Linked DNA regions of Mus musculus: region 2 is linked to region 1. A link is a loop called in an ENCODE intact Hi-C map of the cell type or tissue named here. Cell type or tissue: gastrocnemius. All regions are shown on one strand. Links, peaks and the distances in the headings refer to the core of each region. The heading gives the core; the rest is flanking DNA.

What was found. Hi-C counts contacts between places; a loop is a spot of excess contacts. Peaks named below come from ENCODE experiments on the same cell type or tissue, not always from the same donor. Only the 100,000 strongest peaks of a DNase experiment are listed, where the experiment ranks them.
Region 2: it touches region 1 in a loop (17-fold over the local background); 2 of 42 quality-filtered maps call a loop at or near these places.

What each region holds. Positions count from the first base shown.
Region 1 is chr9:15,362,529-15,371,163 of GRCm38, forward strand. Gm34973 (a long non-coding RNA gene) reads left to right here and starts at 6,893. Exons shown (of 5, transcript XR_379168.2): 1 at 6,893-7,046. In gastrocnemius, for the core only: a CTCF peak has its summit at 3,642 (motif pointing right); no DNase peak of the experiment used is centred there.
Region 2 is chr9:15,435,451-15,444,085 of GRCm38, forward strand. Gm39294 (a long non-coding RNA gene) reads left to right here. Exons shown (of 4, transcript XR_870550.1): 2 at 8,245-8,316. It also overlaps the pseudogene Gm48634. Among named protein-coding and RNA genes, the nearest start is that of Gm39294, 7.6 kb to the left of the region's middle. In gastrocnemius, for the core only: no CTCF peak of the experiment used is centred there; a DNase peak (open chromatin) is centred at 4,041.

The DNA of each region.
Region 1 (8,635 bases), core at 1,429-6,428:
TGATCCAACACTCTCTTCTGGCTTCAGTGGAACACACATCCCTGCAAGCAAAATATCCATACATATAAAATAAATAAATAAATAAATAAATAAATAAAAATACGCTCAAACTGTAAATCCAAATAGACTGCAACCATCTTATTTAGAAGCATAATTATAAAAGACCACAGTATGATTTGTCCACCATTACCGACCCAAGGCAGGCAACATCCATTCTAGCATTTCTACTGCTACCATCTGACTCACTTCCATTTGTCTCATGAGAAACAATCCTGTTTGTGTAGCATTCTTCATCTAAAATTATCTCCAAAGTGAGGCTAGAAAACACAATGTGAAATCATAGTACTTGGGAGGCAGAGGCAGGAAAATTGTATTTTGAAGCCATTTGGGCTGTGCCAAGCCACCCTGCTCTATATAGTGAGAGACCCTGCTCCAAATTACCAGGATACAATTCATAGACCACAGGAAGCTCAATAAGAAGGAAGACCAAAGTGTGGGTCCTTCTTAAAAGGAGAACAAAATACTCACAGAAGCAAATATGGAGGTCAAGTGTAGAGCAGAGACTAAAGGTCACCCAGAGTTTGTCCCCCCTGGGGATTCATCCCATACACAGTTACCAAACCCAGACACTATTGTGGATACCAAGAAATGCATGCTAAAAGGGGCCTGATATGACTGTCTCCTGAGAGGCCCTGCCAGAGGCAGATGTTAGCAGCCAACCATTGAACTGAGCACGGGATCTCTAATAGGATTTTGAGAAGGGACTGAAGGAGTTGAAGAGGTTTGCAACCCCATAGGAAGAACAGCAATATCAATCAAATAGACTGCCCAGAATTCCCAGAGACTAAGCCATCAACAAAGGAGTACACATGGCTCCAGCTGCATATATAGCAGAGGATGGCCTTGTCAGGCATCAGTGGGAGGAGAGGTCCTTGGTCCTATGAAGGCTCGATAGATGCCCCAGTGTAGGGGAATCTAGGGTGGGGAGGTGGAAGTGGGTGGGTGGGTGGAAGAACACCCTCATAGAAGCAGGGAGAGGGAGGATGTGATAGGGTGTTTTCGGGAGGGAGGAAAACTGGGAAAGGGGATAACATTTGAAATGTAAATAAAGAAAATATCCAGTAAAAAAATAAGAACAACAAAATACACCAGCAGCAAAATTATTTTCCTTGCCCATGAGCATAGCAATACCTTATACACATTTAAACAGTTGCTGATTAAAGTGTTGCCCAGGCCAGCAGTAGTAGAGACACCAGGAGATGGTTGAAAAGTCAGGCTCTCACATCCTGCTTTGATTTGCTGGACCAAATCTGAATTTTACATGTTTGTTTGATTTTTTTTTTTTGAAGTGGTAGGTATTAAACTGAGGGCCTCATGAATGCTAGACAAGTACACTTCAAGCTCTCAGAATCTTTATTTCAAATAGATCTACCAATCATTTACAGCACTTTAATGTTTGAGAAGTCCTGACACATGCAAAACCCCACAGTAAGTGATAAGCCTCTGTGTTATTACATACATTAGGATTAATAGATGAAAATATGTCATTGTGTTTCCAGCCACAGTGGTAATTCTTTAATTGGATTATGGCAGATTCCTTAGTACCTGTCTCTTCTTTCCAGATCTAACTCCTAGAGTCCTTCCAGCCTCTCAATGTTATCCACCACACACTGTCCCACTCTGATGTGATAAAGCTTTGGTTCTAAGAGTGTGGTGGTTTGAACATGCTTGGCCCAGGGAGTGGCACTATTAGGAGGTGTGGCCTTGTAGAGTAGGCGTGGCCTTGTTGGAGGAAGTGTGTCACTATGGGGGTGGGCTTTGAGACCCTTCTCCTAGCTGCCTGGAAACAGTCTGCTCCTGGTTTCCTCTGGATGAAGATGTAGAACTCTCAGTTCCTCCAGTGCTATGCCTGCCTGGACGCTGCTGTGCTTCCTGCATGATGATACTAGACTGAACCTCAGAACCTGTAAGCCAGCCCCAATTAAATGTTGTCCTTTTTAAGAGGTGCTTTGGTGAGCTGGGCGTGGTGGTGCACACCTTTAATCCCAGCATTTAGGAGGCAGAGGCAGGCGAATTTCTGAGTTCAAGGCCAGCCTGGTCTACAAAGTGAGTTCCAGGACAGCCAGGGCTACACAGAGAAACCCTGTCTCGAAAAAACAAAACGAACAAACGAAAAAAGAGGTGCCTTGGTGATGGTGTCTCTTCACAGCAATGGAAACCCTCCTTAAGACAAGAGCATCACTGGAGAATCATCTTTGACTTGACATATTCCTAAACGAAGGACACTTGATGATATTTGCATCTTAGGAATGATCTGACCAGCATTATTGTCCTGTGCTGCCATCATAGAACTACCTTTCCTTCTAGCTCAGAAGGTGAATCTTGAACCTGAATGCTTGCTGGCACCGTGAACCTTAGGTTTTGAAGCCTAGAAGATAAAGATTGAATGCCACTGTTGCTACCAACAAGACTTATACCCAGAAAACCTTCTGGACTTCCTCATTTTTCTCATCTCTAGAATGAGCTTGATGGTGATAATTCAGCTCTCAGGCCAATCACTGGAGAAACAGTAGCACAATGTGATGACTTTGTTTATTTTATGCAGACACTGGAATCATGCATAGTGTCTGCTGGTGGTGGTTTAAAGGGGTAATGTGCTGAAAAGAAACACTTGTCTTCTTATCTGGGCCTAGTGGTTCAGTGACACTATGGTGTGTTATGATGTCTTTAGCTCTTTAGTGAAGGCAAGGAGATGTATGAAGACTGAGTAGATCCCCATCGCAGGACATGGGAACATTTCCAAAGTAGAACCTAGGAGAAAATGGGAGAGGCAAGGGAGCATGAATGGGGAACCTGGGACGTGTTGTCAAAAAGAACAGATTTCCTTTGAGACCTGTATTCCAGTTTGGTTGTGCCTACCTGGTTTGAGGTATTGATCCTAGACAGGCATTGTGACTTTTGAGGGAGAAGAGACACTGTTGGCATTTGGCATCTTCTGCTCTTAAGCCTATGAAGAGCCCGGGGCTCTTGGACGTCTGACTTGCCATGGACATTTCTGACATTCCCATAGGGAAGTAATGTAAACAGTCTTAGTGAGGTTGGTGAAGTTCAACTTCAAGGATTCACAGGCCTAGGTCCTTGTCTGAGGATTTCTACTGCTGTGATCATGGCAATTCTTATAAAGGAAAATATTTAGCTGAGGCTGGCTTAGAGTTTTGAAGGTTTAGTCCACTATCACCTTGGTGGGAAGCATGGTGGCATGCAGGCAGACATGATGTTGAAGAAGGAGCTAAGAGTTCTACATCTGGATCTCCAGGCAGCAGGAAGGGAATGCCACACTGGGCATAGCTTGACCACTTGAGACCTCAAAGTCTGCCCCCAGTGACACACTTCCTCCAACAAGGCCACACCCACTCGACAAGGTCACACCTCCTAATAGTATCACTCAGTATGGGCTTAGGGGGGCCATTTCTATTCAAACCACCATGACCCTGAAAAGGGATCATGAAGCTTTATGACTGGAAAATGAGAGGCTCTAGCCTCACTGTCTTGCCTGTGTGGCAGAGAAGATAAACTGTAGGAAGTGGCATCAGAGCTTAACACACATTAGCCCTGAGGATTAAAATATTCACCACTAGAGGGTAGACTAGACAAACTTTGGAATGTTTGCTCACTAATTTTTATTTCAACTGACTTGTGGTTCTAGGGAATTCAACCCAGGGCTTCACACAGGAGGCATTTGCTTTGCCCCTGAGCTACATCCTAGCCCCAGAATTTCCCCCACATTTCCCAAAACTCCCCTGCTTACAAAGAACAACTTAATGTCAATGGTATCAAGTCTACTATGGCATTGCCATCATTGTCTAGCTGCCACATTATCTAAATGTGTCTAAACGCCCATTCTGCCCCAGGGGGGCACACAGGCACATGTGTACATGATATAGCCTAGCATTGAGTGCCTGCTGTGTGGCAAGCACCGCACTGTGCATTTCATCCACTCTGTCTTCTTTGATCCTTACAATACCTGTCTGGTGCAGAGTTTTAAATTAATAATTTCATGTAAATTAACAAAAGAGAAATTATTTAACAGATGAAGAAACAGACTTATAAAAGTTAAATGTATTAATATCATTTTCAAAGCAATGAAAGTGGGGATCAGTGGAAGCTGGCCATGCAATTGCTAGAGGGTCCAGAGAAATCTGAGTTCTGGAGACAAAATTTTCCTTCTTCCTTTTTGATGTGGTGACTCAGACAGGAGCCCTGTAAACTGGCACTATAGTGAGTAAGAATTTTTAGTAGGGAGAGCCTGGTCAATCCCCCACTGGCTATAAAACAATATCACACAGGATGCTGATTACTGCCGAGCCTCTAGATTTCCATCCTGGGGACACCTTTCAGCATCTTCTAAGATAAGAACCCAGGTATCTGCATGTTTTTTAAAAGACAAATTAAAAAACAAAAACAAAAACAGTACACACACTCCATCTTTCCCTAGCTGAATCATGGGAGGGATAACGAGCGTTGAGAATGTGCTTGGTAATTACTTACAGTGCAGACAGAAGGCAGTAGCATTGGCTATGTAGCAGACTTACTAGAAGTTCATTGACGGCCCAGATTCATATCTACTGACTCCAAATTTGCATTTTAATAAGATCCCTGAGAGCAGTGTGCCTGAGAGAGAAGCATGCTCTCAACACTTCACCTTCTTGACTTCATTTCACTTTCAACACATAAAGTAGGTTTTCAAAGTGTGGATGGGATGGTAAGACCCAGGGAAGGTTAGACACTTGGACTTCAGGTAACTCTAGAACATGTGTTTGTAACCAACACACAAGAGAGTCTCACAGTTCAGCATATGGAGGATTTACCTAGGGAGCTTAGGGAAAACACTGACTCCTGAGCTTCTCTCTGAAATTCTGACCCCCTTTTGCAGCAGTGCTTCAAATCAACCGTTTTTTACCCATTCATCTGGGGACTCTGAAATAAGATGCCACAGAACACATTTGTGCAAAATCCTGAATTGTATTATACTCACCGAACATGGTTGTGGGGAAAGAACTACTCTGTATTTCTGGAGAACTTCAAAGTGAAGTCTTGGCTGATAAAGATTTTTCTATTAAGTCCTTGACCCAGATGCCCCTAGAAATCTCTGAATCCAATCCCAAGCTTTGGGAGAAATGTAAGTCCTACTGTAGTATAAGAGACATATCAAAGCAGGGGTTTTATTGGATGCTAGACAGATACAGAGTCCAGGTAAGGAAAGATCTGACATTATTCAAGAACAACCCCCAAACTATCTTTCACATGTTACAAAATTAAATACAAATGGCAGTATTGGTTACCTTTTAAAATTTTTATTACGATTTCATATATAATTTAAACCACTGGATGGCTGTAACTTTTGCTAGTTAACTGTGTACCTTTGAAAAATAATCTGTAGCATCCAGCACAGCAGAAAGGTCTGTGCACTACTGAACCCCTTAGGGCATTGGCCAGTAAAGAAGATGAACACTAACAGCCATGCAGGTGCTGATGTACAGCTCAGCAGAATGTGTTGGAGAGCATATTTTGTTTGACATGTCTTCTGAATAGTTCAGTACTGTGTGTGTCCCCGTTATGATACACACGCATGCGCATATATACACAAGCATTTACACTCCTCTATCATCTGATGGGTCCCACAGCTGAGCCAGGATGAACACAGAACAGAAAGTGAGCTGCACAGAGGAAGTAGAATAAGCAGTGATGAATTGTTTAAGAATCTCCACCTCAAGCCTGTTCCTTCATTATTTTGTTCAAGAGTTCGAATTGAACATTAATCATGCTCCAGGCCATTTGGTAACCACTTAAGTGGCAAATAGGAGTTTACCAGCTCAAGGTATCACAGTCTCCTGAAGCTGTGCAGTTGGAGGGGAGGGAGAAAACACACACACACACACACACACACACACACACACACACACACGCACACACACACGCACACACACACACGATTTTAACACATTAGCACAATGAAGGAGGCTCTACTCTAAAATGCTCTCCACATTGGGGGGAGTCCAGGCTTGGTAAATGTAAAGATGAAGTGTAAGATCTCATCTCTGGAATGTTTCCTTGGAGTCAGACACGTCAGTGTGACCAGAATGCCCTCCCCCAGCCCTGAGCAGGCCTGATCAGACCTTGTTTGCCACAGTTGCTAGCTCACCTACTGTGGAGTCTTCCAACTTAGGTAAAGTCTCTTGTCCTGCTACATCTGCAGTTTCCTGCAAGAAGCCACTACCTGCTGAGCAGCTGAGCTTGTCCTCTAGAAGAGATCCTAGCAAAGCAATGAGATCCTGGCAACGTGGGGGATGGGTTCCTCCCTTTATATTCAGACTGTAGAATTAAAACATTGAACCTTATCAGAGAACTTTGTCTTAGCTCATTATTTGTCTCACCATTCTTCCCATCCACTCCAGCTTTCTTTTTAGGAACCCAGTGGGGCTCCACAGAAAAAGGAAGAAGATGGTATCCTGCATGGTAAGCAACACACAGCATTAATGTTAGCACTATAAATTTCATCATTTGAAGGCTGCGGGAAGCGGGTGCGGCTGCATGGGCCAAGATATTTACTCCCTTGCCCGAGCATGCAAAGTGAGGCTGCATGTGTGCGCTGTCTGCCAGGCTGCACTGTTTCTCGTGATCCGGACCTGTCAGCCTATTGGTGACCATCCTGAGCTCATGCCTGGAGTGTGTGTGAATTCTGATTGGATGAGGTGGCATGGAGCTAGATGAGGTCAGTTGGCACGAGTATAGGAGTTTTGTTGTTGTTATAGCCCTTGCCCTAAGTAGAAGCTAGTTTTGTAAGAGAAGCTGTTGTAAGAGAAGCTGCAAGAAGGATGGAGGAAGAAGAAGCTGTTGGGGAAGAGAGCTGTAAGAGAAAAAGTTCGAAGTAAAGAAGTTGCTGAGTGAACCCGCCTTGGTGTCCGTGCTGTTCTTGTCTCTCTGGCTCGAAGGACCAGCAACAAGTGGTGGCCCGTACGGGGAACTCATCGAGTTGGTCGGCAACGGTAAGTAAAGGAAGTAGAGGCCTATGGAAACTTTAGTAAACAGCGGTAAGGAAATTTTAGTAAACAGTGGTAAGGAAACTTTAGTAAACAGAGGTAAGGAAACTTTAGTAAACAGCGGTAAGGAAAGTTTAGTAAACAGCGGTAAGGAAACTTAGGAAAGTGGAACTGTAAGAGTCTGTGGCTACCTCTAAATTCTGTGTTTTTATCTAAACAATTAGGGCTACTGTGGAAAATGAGAGATCAGAGTGATGCCATCTTGTAAAGGGTGAAGGAAAATGCAGTTTCCAAATGGAGGGCATTCAGATTTTAGTAGACAAGTCATATAGATAGGATGGGTGTATCAAGGCCAGACAGGAGAAGCAGAGCAGAGCAGAGGCAAATGTCCAAAGTGATCTAAATTATAGACCAGGCAGCTTTACATTTAAAAAATGGGACTTGCATAGATAGTACGGACAGGTATAGAGATGAAGGTAAGGTTCCTGGGAAAAAAGGGATGAAGCATTAAGGTTCTCAGGTATAGAGATGAAGGGAAGGTTCCCCAAGAAAAAAGGGGATGGAGCACTAAGGTTCTCAGGTATAGAGACAGAGGGAATTTAAACGATATGGGTTCAACTGTGACTAAAATTAAAGTAAAAATGTTAGCCATCTGGAACTTGGTCAGGGCATGCTTGAGGAATGCCAGTGGAAAGTACAATGCTGAAATAGAGAAAGGAGTGGCGGTGCTTGAGGAGGCTAAGGAGATTGCTTCTCAGGCTAGCCACCAAAAACCTAAACAGCTTAGACAACAAACCAAAGATAAAAAAGAGAAGAAGGAATCTAGCTCTGAAGGGTCTAATAGTGGCAGCAACGGGACTGATAGCAACAGTGACATCTGTAGTCAGATGTCCCGCTGGAGTTTGAGGCGCGGTAGGCCGCCCAAACCATCAGCCCCTCCGTTGCCTTCTCCTCTCCCCTATAAAGATGAGGGAGACAAAAGGGGAAAGCGTAGTCTTCATGCAAAAGTCCGGAAAAATGTGCCCGCCGTTGTGGGGGGCCTTCCCAATATTTCAGGACCAACAGGGGCAATGGTATCATGAACCCCTGGAGTGGAAGGTTGTAATTCTGATAAAGGCAGCAAGAGTTAAGGTTAGGTACTTTTTGAGCAATTTCCTCAAAGATAAAACATTGCAACCTGCAGGAAAACTCCTGAAGACGCAGTAGTAGAAACTTGAGCCTTTAAAGGAGAAGGCTTTAAATGAAAGAAAAAGAGAAAAGATGGTCTTATATAGTAGATGGGAGGACTAGCCAATAGTATTAGAAGAAAAACAACACTATGAACGGGACCATTGTTTTGTGTAAGATAAAAACACTTAAAGTTCTTAGGTATGCATATGTATGCTCTATGTAAATATGTTACAAATTTATGTCTATAAAATCTGTATTTCAGTAAGCATTAAAAAGATATGGAAAAGACATTTAGTGAACAGGCAGGGAACAGAAGGCAGTGTGGTATGGGGGCATAGAACAGAATATAGCCAAGTTTGAATAAAAGGTTTTCCTTTAAGTACTTTTGTGTTTTGAAAATGAGATCATGGTTTCCTCCCCCAGAG
Region 2 (8,635 bases), core at 1,254-6,253, 73 kb after region 1:
AATGTGCCCACAGCAATTCTTTGGCAAAAGAGAGCATTAATGTGGATTCATCTTTCTTCATCTCCAAGTAAAGTCTTAACATCCTATTATGAAGCTATTGTGGTGTTAATAAAAATTTGTAGGATAGAATCATGAAGGTATTTTTGGAAAGAATGTCTTAAAAACCTGATGAGATGTCTATTCCTTGTTTCAAACAGCAATTAAATCAGTTATTCCAGAATATTGATATTTGGTCTATTGCATAGTAAATATTTTAGGCAAAATTGATAATCATTATCTAAAAGACAAGTTGTTAAAAAATGCTTCTATGCATGCTTTTGCATTTCCTATAAATTAATGCATGCATCCCATAAAGAATACATCTACTGTGTTCAAAAACAGTCCTTCTATGGAAGAGAAGTATATGTGATTGGGTCACATGCTTGTACTTTTGAGCTCCCTCTTGCTTCAGCACAGATAACTGAATTGCATGCTATAGCCAGTGTTTTGAAATGTTGAAAAATCAAGCTTTAATTTGTATACTGATAGCCAATATATATGTATGTACACACACACACACACACACACACACACACACACACACATATCGGCTTACAATTGTTTGAAATTGTTCCTTTTTTAGATATTGCTAATTCTCAAATTTTGCAATTGTTTATGAATATATAACTCAAGTTAAGAGAAAATACTGTTCCTTTGAAGCACTGTCCTTGGACATTTAAGAACCCATCCTGGACTGCCTGGACAAGACCCTTTAAGGCAATGCCACCCCAAATTTGTATCCCAGGCAGATTATAGGCTTTACACAAGAACAATTGGCCATATAATCTCATTCTTTTTTTTTTTTTTTTTTGGTTTTTCGAGACAGGGTTTCTCTGTATAGCTCTGGCTGTCCTGGAACTCACATTGTAGACCAGGCTGGTCTTGAACTCAGAAATCCGCCTGCCTCTGCCTCCTGAGTGCTGGGATTAAAGGCGTGCGCCACCACGCCCAGCATAATCTCATTCTTTACATCATCAAAATAGTAATGGCTTGAATAATAATTTGTTATTTTTAGAGAAAGTGCATGTCAAATTGTAAAAACTTGTTTTCAGTGTCCTCAGTTTCTACCTGCTCCACATAATGGTATTAATTCTCGAGGACATATACTTAATCAATTATTGCAAATGGATACTCATATTTCTGATTTTAGAAAAATAAACTATGCACATGTGACTATTGATACCTTTTCAGGCTTTCTAGTTGCAACCTCTGACAAGAGAAGCAACTAAAAGTATAATTAGTCATTGCCTATGTTAATTTTCTTTTATACTTGGTGTTCCAAATCATATTAAAACAGATATTGGAACTGGCTACTTCAGTCAAGCATTTGAGATGTTATGTCAACAATTTAATGTTACCCATGTTACTGTTTTGTTTTTTTTTTTTAAATAATTCTCAAGGACAAGGTATTGTGGAACTTTAAAACTATATCTTCTTAAAAAACAAAAAAGGGGGAATTATATTCCTGTGCACATTTTTTAAATCACTCTTTTTATTTTTAAAATTTTAAAGTTTGGATGTGAAGAACTCTTTGCTGGGTGTCTATAGCATCCTATAACTAGGCATACTCATGCATTGGAGAGATAAAAGTATCCACTTATTGGCATATGGCACGATCCTAGTCAGGTATTTAATGTGGGGAAGACGGTGTGTTTGTGCTTTTTCCACAGAATGCTGCAGGAGCTTGCTAGCTGCCAGAGTGACTGGTGTGACAAGCTGACACAAAAGGATGGTGCTGACCTGTGAGCTTGCTGAGTACTTTGACAGTGTGACAAGAAAGCTGTGTTGGGTGTATGTTCCTGACCCATCTTTGCTTGCCTATCTTCCAGATTAGACAAGCTGCCTTGTTTCAAGCTTTTTAACCTCATGGGACAGAGAACATAAGAGACTGTGAAAACTGATTTAGAAAAATTAATCAAGAGAAGGATTTATAATGACTCTTCTCTTTCCTTTAATGTGACCAGTTATTCTGACTCAATTATGGACTAGCCTAGAAATAAATCCAATATTGGAGATTCCAATTATGAAGATAGCTAAAAATCTTTATCAGCCAGCTTACCTGGCTCTTAGCACTATTTACCTGAGAAGTAACAGTTTTTCTGTTGATTCTCAGAGCCACCTCCCCAACACCTGGTGGCCAAACTTTGTCTGATCTTGCCAATTTGCAACTGAATCGAATTCCTGTGACATACCCACAGACAATTTTAATCCTGTTGCTTTTAGCTTTTGAGTTTGTATTTCAAGCAGGTCGGTTACAGGCTGGCCTTCATCAAAGCTCAGATGGCAGTTATTCATTGCTATGAAGAGATTCATTAAGTGTATATCGTGGCTTTGGTCTGAATGGGGAAAAAGTGTGCTTTGAGGGCTAGCAACTGAAGACAGGCCACTGGCTATGGCTTTTTTCATCCTAAGACAGAAGAATGTGCCAAGAGGCTGTGTTTGTTCATAATAAACGCTAAAATGCCGTGTTTATGCAAAGAAATACAAATAAGCTGCACGTGTTCTCTGAGACGGGTCACAAAGAGTCCAATACATTCAGTCCTAAGATATGCGTGGCCTCTAGTCACCATAATTCCCAGGCAGGACCATGGAACATAAGTAAATTTTATGGCCCAGTCCAGCTAACTTTTAATAAATAAAAAGTGAGGAACTGGGCCCTCCTCCCAGCATTGAGCAGGCTGGCTCAGACCTTGTTTCCACAGTTGCTAGCTCACCTAGGGTGGAGTCTTCCAACCTAGGTAAAGTCTCTTTTCTGCCACATCTGCAGTTTCGTGCAAGAAATTACCTGCTCAGCAGCTGAGCTAGTTTTTCTGACAGATCCTGCCAAAGTGACCATAAGATCCTGGTATAGTGGGGGATGCCCCCCACCCCCATAAGCTCAGACTCATAAGTAAACATTGGGCCTTGATCAGAGAACTTTGTCTTGGCTTGTTATTTCTCTCGCTGCCTTTCCCATCCAACCCCAACTTTCCTTTCAGGAACCTAGTAACCTGTGGTTGCTGGTGGCTACATCTACATGTGGTCTATCAGCTAGAGGTAAAAAAGAGTCATGTAAGATTTGGGAAAACTTAAAATCACTCCAGTAAGTCGGAAGACCACCAGCAAATTCACAGTGGCTCAGGATTTGTCCAGAGTCAAGTCTGCTCCAGAGCTGAATGTCTGCTTTGGGAAAACTCTACTTGCACATAGATCCCAAACACTGGACATCACAACTGCCTATGGCTAAAGTGTTTCACACTTCAAAAGGAAGTGACTCCTTCAAATTCCTGCCCTGCCTCTCTCCCCAAAAAGGAAATCCAGAGGTGGGATTTATACCAGGATGTGTGGACACTCGGCTGAATACTGGAGAGGCATCTAATGAGCACATACCTCCTCTGCCCACCCTAGTGCAAAAAGACTGAAAGCTGTGCTGACAGCCCCGGGAACCAATGAGGAAGGCTAGATGGGGGTGGAGGGACCCCACCACCTAAACTTCCTTCTGAGATTCGAGGTTTATGGTGCAAGATTCATGCTAAGCAGTCACCATGACCAGAGCTATAGATGTGAGGGCTGAGATCCCCACCTTGTCACTGAGGTCATTGCAGGACCTGGCACCATGCTAACCCCTGTGTGCACACTGGAGGTATGTGTATAATATTTACTATATGGAAGTAGCTCTCTACCAATATGGGAAGGGACATGGGCTTTATCAGTCCCTTACCCCGAGGCTCCCTGCTCCACCCTAGCAGTAGAAGAAACACTGGGAAAGGGCATGCATCCCCCCTTGGAAGACTAAAGAATCCAGGGCACCTTTATAAATATCATATCATTAATTTCTTTCACCATGTTGAAACACATAGCAAGTTGAACATTCACTTAAAAATAAGCTTCAAATTCTGTATGTACAATACGCAAACAGGAAGGGATGGTCAGTCCTCCTATGAAGTCCACTTTCCAACTGCCAAGCAGAGCTTGCCAACATTGTGGGCTGATTGAGTGGAACTGGCAAGATGCCATTCAACTAACACTGGACTTGGCTCCCCATTAATACCAGCCAGGGGGCAAGCAAGGGGTGGGGACATCTGCCTAGGGATCCTTGTAGCAAGGGAGCAGGAAAAGAGGTGAGTCACCAGAGAGATCCAGTGGCAGGAGGGCTCATTTCACAAGCCAGCAGGCCTCTAGATCATCACTTCTGATGGGGATTGGAAAGTGACCCCGAAGGCTCCTTCCCAGTCCAAGCTGGCTTTGCAGTGGGTGAGGCAGGTGTGGCAAGAGTCCCAGAGACAGAGATCCTATTTCAAAGGAACCAGAACACAGCCAGCAGAGCAAGAAGTGGAGAGGTCAGCGAAGTGACTGAATGGAAGTGCCTTCCTATCCTTCAGACCACGTGTTTAGTGAGCCATGTGACACAGCAGTAACCCTGGCACTTTCATGGTCAAGCTCAAGTCTCCACTTCTACCTCTTGACCATACCAAGCCAGGTCAGTGGTGTGTAGCCCTTGTAGCAGAAGACAGGGGTGGGGCCTATCTGTACACAAGATGGGAGAACTGGGTAGATTTGTAATTCAGTTGATTGTTGGGCATGAATTTGTGTAGCTCATTCTTTCTGCAGCATGGGTTGTAGAAGCAGGAGCCACAGGAAACTTTTGAACACTGGGTGCTGGAGTTGGTGGCACCTGCATGGTTACAGAAGCCACAGTGGGAGGTGGCTGTGGTGGCTTGGGCTTTGAGTGGACAGGTGCCAGCTGGTCAAGGCCCTGGGTCTGGCCCACACACTTCTCCCACATAGGTACCAAGCTGTCTTGTGCAGAGGCCTTGTTTGGAAAAGCACGGGGCTGGAGGTGGAAGGACAGACCAGTTCACTGTCACAATGCTGGCAGAGGGAGAAGCTGCAGGACAAGCTGCAGTTTTGGCACTTGGAGAGGGCAGATTCTTTTTTAGGGGGTAGATGGAGTGGGTGTCATTTTTGACCAGTCATACATTCGGCCACAGAGCATCCTGCCTCCAGGAGGTGGTTTGGGTAAGACAAAATTTAGTTGTAACTATCCCCATATAATTAAAAGAATACTTAAATAGCTGCCTGATTGGTGGGCATCAATAATGCCCATATGACTCATTATCAGACCTTACTGATTAACCCTTGCCAAATTACCTGCCTGTCTCCTTAAATCCTGCAACTCTTTTCCCTGACCCTGATTTGGACCATCCACTCCACCAAGGCAGCAAAGTCTTGGTACATACATAGTACCCAAGGACTTAAAGGACTCCCCTCTGCCAGGGGCAGAGCGAACTTGGTTTACAGATGGAAGCAGCTTCATCTTCGAGGGTCAGAGAGAGGCAGGAACAGCAGTAACCGTGGAAACTGAGGTAATCTGGGCTCAGTCTCTTCCCCCAGGTACTTCAGCTCAAAGGGCTGAATTGATAACACTAACCCAGGCCCTCATCATGGAAAAAGGACTGGCTGTTAACATTTACACGGACAGCCGATATGCATTCGCAACTGCTCATGTACATGGAGCTGTTTACCAGGAGAGAGGGCTCCTAACTACAAAAGGGAAAACAATCAAAAATAAAGATAAAACCCTACAGCTACTTCAAGTTCTCTGGTTGCCAAAAAGGTTGACTATCATACATTGTCCATGCCATTAAAAAGGAACACCAATAGCTAGAGAAAACAACTTAGCTGATAAAACTGCTCAGGAGGTAGCCCTAGAAAAAAACAAACAAACAAACCCCTCCCCCAAACCAAAAAACAGTTGCCTCTATGTTGGCTACTCTTCTGCCCGAGCCCTCCAATCCCAGCTTACCAGAATGCTCTGTCTATACAGAGGAAGAGATCAAATGGGCTAAGAATTAGCCCATGAGTCAATGTTCGGAAGGATGGTGGCAATTGGCTGAAGGTAAACTAATATTATCCACCTCCTTGGCAAAAACCATCCTCATAAATCCACAAAGTCACTCGCATGGGAGTGAGATGGATGGCCAACACAGTGAGACATTCTAAGGTGACTGTCAAGGACATGCAGAATACTATTGAGGCTATAGTGTCAAGCTGCAGACCCGTAACACTCCCAGACATCCAGGCTCTCCACTATGAGGTTAGAGACCAGGGGCCTACTAGGAAGTTGATTTTACAAAAATCAAACCAGGGAAGTCTGGTTACGAGTACTTGCTGGGGCTCATGGATACCTTCTCTGCATTGACAGAGGCATTCCCGATGAAGACCCAAATACAAAAGTTAAAAAGTTACTAGAGGATATCTTGCCCAGATACAGATCTCCTCAAGTGATAGAATCAAACAAGGGACCAACACGTGTGTCCAAGGTCAGCCCGGATGTAACAAGATTTATTGGGACAGATTGGAAATTACATTGTACATATTGACCCCAAAGTTCAAGACAGGCAAAAAAGATAAACAAAACATTAAAAGAGACCTTAATTAAATTGACCTTAGAGACTGGCAGAGACGGGGTGATGCTCCTTCCCTTTGCCCTATATTGGGTGAGGAATTCTCCTTACTGGAAGGGATTAACCCCTTTTGAGATTATATATGGTGTCCCTGTCCCCATTGCACCCAACCTGTAGCCAGCAGCTGTTTCGGAATTAGAAAATGATAATGACTTAATAACTATAATCAGAACAACCCAGTGGGCTCATAACTATGTTTGACCTAAACTATGTGCCCTCTGTGAAACAGGCCTCGTTTTAGAACCACATAAGTTTTGACCAAGAGACTGGGTCTCTATGAAGAGATTTCACCAGGATGTGTTGGAGTCCAGGTGGAAAGGACCTTTCACCACCCTGCTGACTATGCCGATTGCCCTTAAAGTGGACGAGATCACTGCCTGGATACACTACACTCATACCTGACCAACTGATCCACTCTCCCCTGAGGAAGATTGCCAGACTCCAGTATTGCCGAAATAGAAAGTTCAAAAGGGCACCAACCCTCTCAAGTTAAAATTAACTCAGTCTTGAACCTTCCATTTTTGTTAATTATATATATTACAGCCCATGACCCATATCAGCCTTTTGACTTAATCTGGGTGATTGAGAATCCTAAGACTGGCTATCGTGCCCAACTGGCCTGTACCAAGGGGCCACTTGAAACATACTGGTTTCCAGATTTAACTTTTGATTTGTGAGACGAGCTGATAATCCACCACCAATAGCTATAGGCCCAAATCAGGTTTTGATAAACCTTAAACCTATGTTAACACCATCCTCTAGACTAATGACTACTTTACCCCCAGTCACCTAATCCCAGGGACCCTCAGTTCCAGAACTTTTCCTGAAACGCTCAGAACCATCAGATCCCCTTTGTTCAATGATCTTAAAGACCTTTCAAATTCTAAATGTCTTCAAGCCAGAACATACCACCTCTTGCTGGTTATGTTATAACGTTAGACTCCCCCACCCCCTTTTATAAAGACATTAGGTTAATAGCTAGATATAATGTGTCTAAAATGGATACAACATGTAGATTGTCACAGGAAGGTCCAGTTTTAACTCTGCAGACCATATCAGGGCAAGAGAAGTTTCCCCTGTCACACCAACACCTCTATGATCAGACTGTTCCCACAGTTCATTCCGAATGGATTTTTCTCCCGGAACAAGCATGGTGGGGCTGTTCAATGGGACTGACCCCTCGTGTGAATAGAGAAGTCCTTAACTCCTCTACCCGAAAAGAGTTCTATATTCTAGTTCAGTTAGTGCCCCATATAACCTATTATTCAAAAACGACAATGCTGAAAACTTTGGTAGGACTTGTTAAAAGAGACCTCATGAGACAGAAAAGGGAACCTATCTCTTTAACCCTAGTTTTAATCTTAGGGGCAAGACTAGCCAAAGCCAGCACTGAGACAGCTACATTAACATTACAAGAGAAAAATTACAATAGCTTGAAGACAGACATAGATGAAGATATCCAACACTTAGAAAAGTCCACTTTGCATTTAGAGCATGATGTAGACTCTTTAGCTGAGGTAGTGCTGCAGACTAGGTGAGGGCTAGGCTTAATGTTTCTACAACAAAGAGGACTATGTGCCGCTTTGTGTAAAGAAAGTTTCTATGGCAACCATTCTAGAGTTATTAGGGAATCATTAGCCAAGTTAGAGAAAATATAAATAGATGCCAAAGAGAATGAAAAAAATTCCAAAAATTGGTACCACTCACTGTTCAATTCTTCTCCCTGTTAACAACTTTTATTTCTACTTTCATGTGTCAGCTCTTTGCCGGCAGGTCCAGGCAAGAGGAGAGAACCTTGTCCAGCAGGGTCTTTCTGAGACTGAGCCGGATGGTGAGTGTCCACAGCCCAAAAGAAACACACCAGCCTGAAGTTGTGTCAAAGCAGGAACTCTCTTTAACGTGGCAACAAATTGTTTATATAGGCAAGGCAAGGAGGTGGAGATAGGGTATGGAGTGAGATGATGTATGGGGTCCTGTGAGATGGCAAGGGGTGTGGGGTGATCTCACGGGGGTGGGAGGGCTGTAAGAAATTGATACAACAGTGGTAGCTAGGCAGAGGCAGTCTCTTTCAGGTCGGTAGATCCTGCTGAGTTATTCTCAAGGGAATGACAGGTCTTGAAAATCGAGCCAAGCTCAGGTTTGTCGGCCCA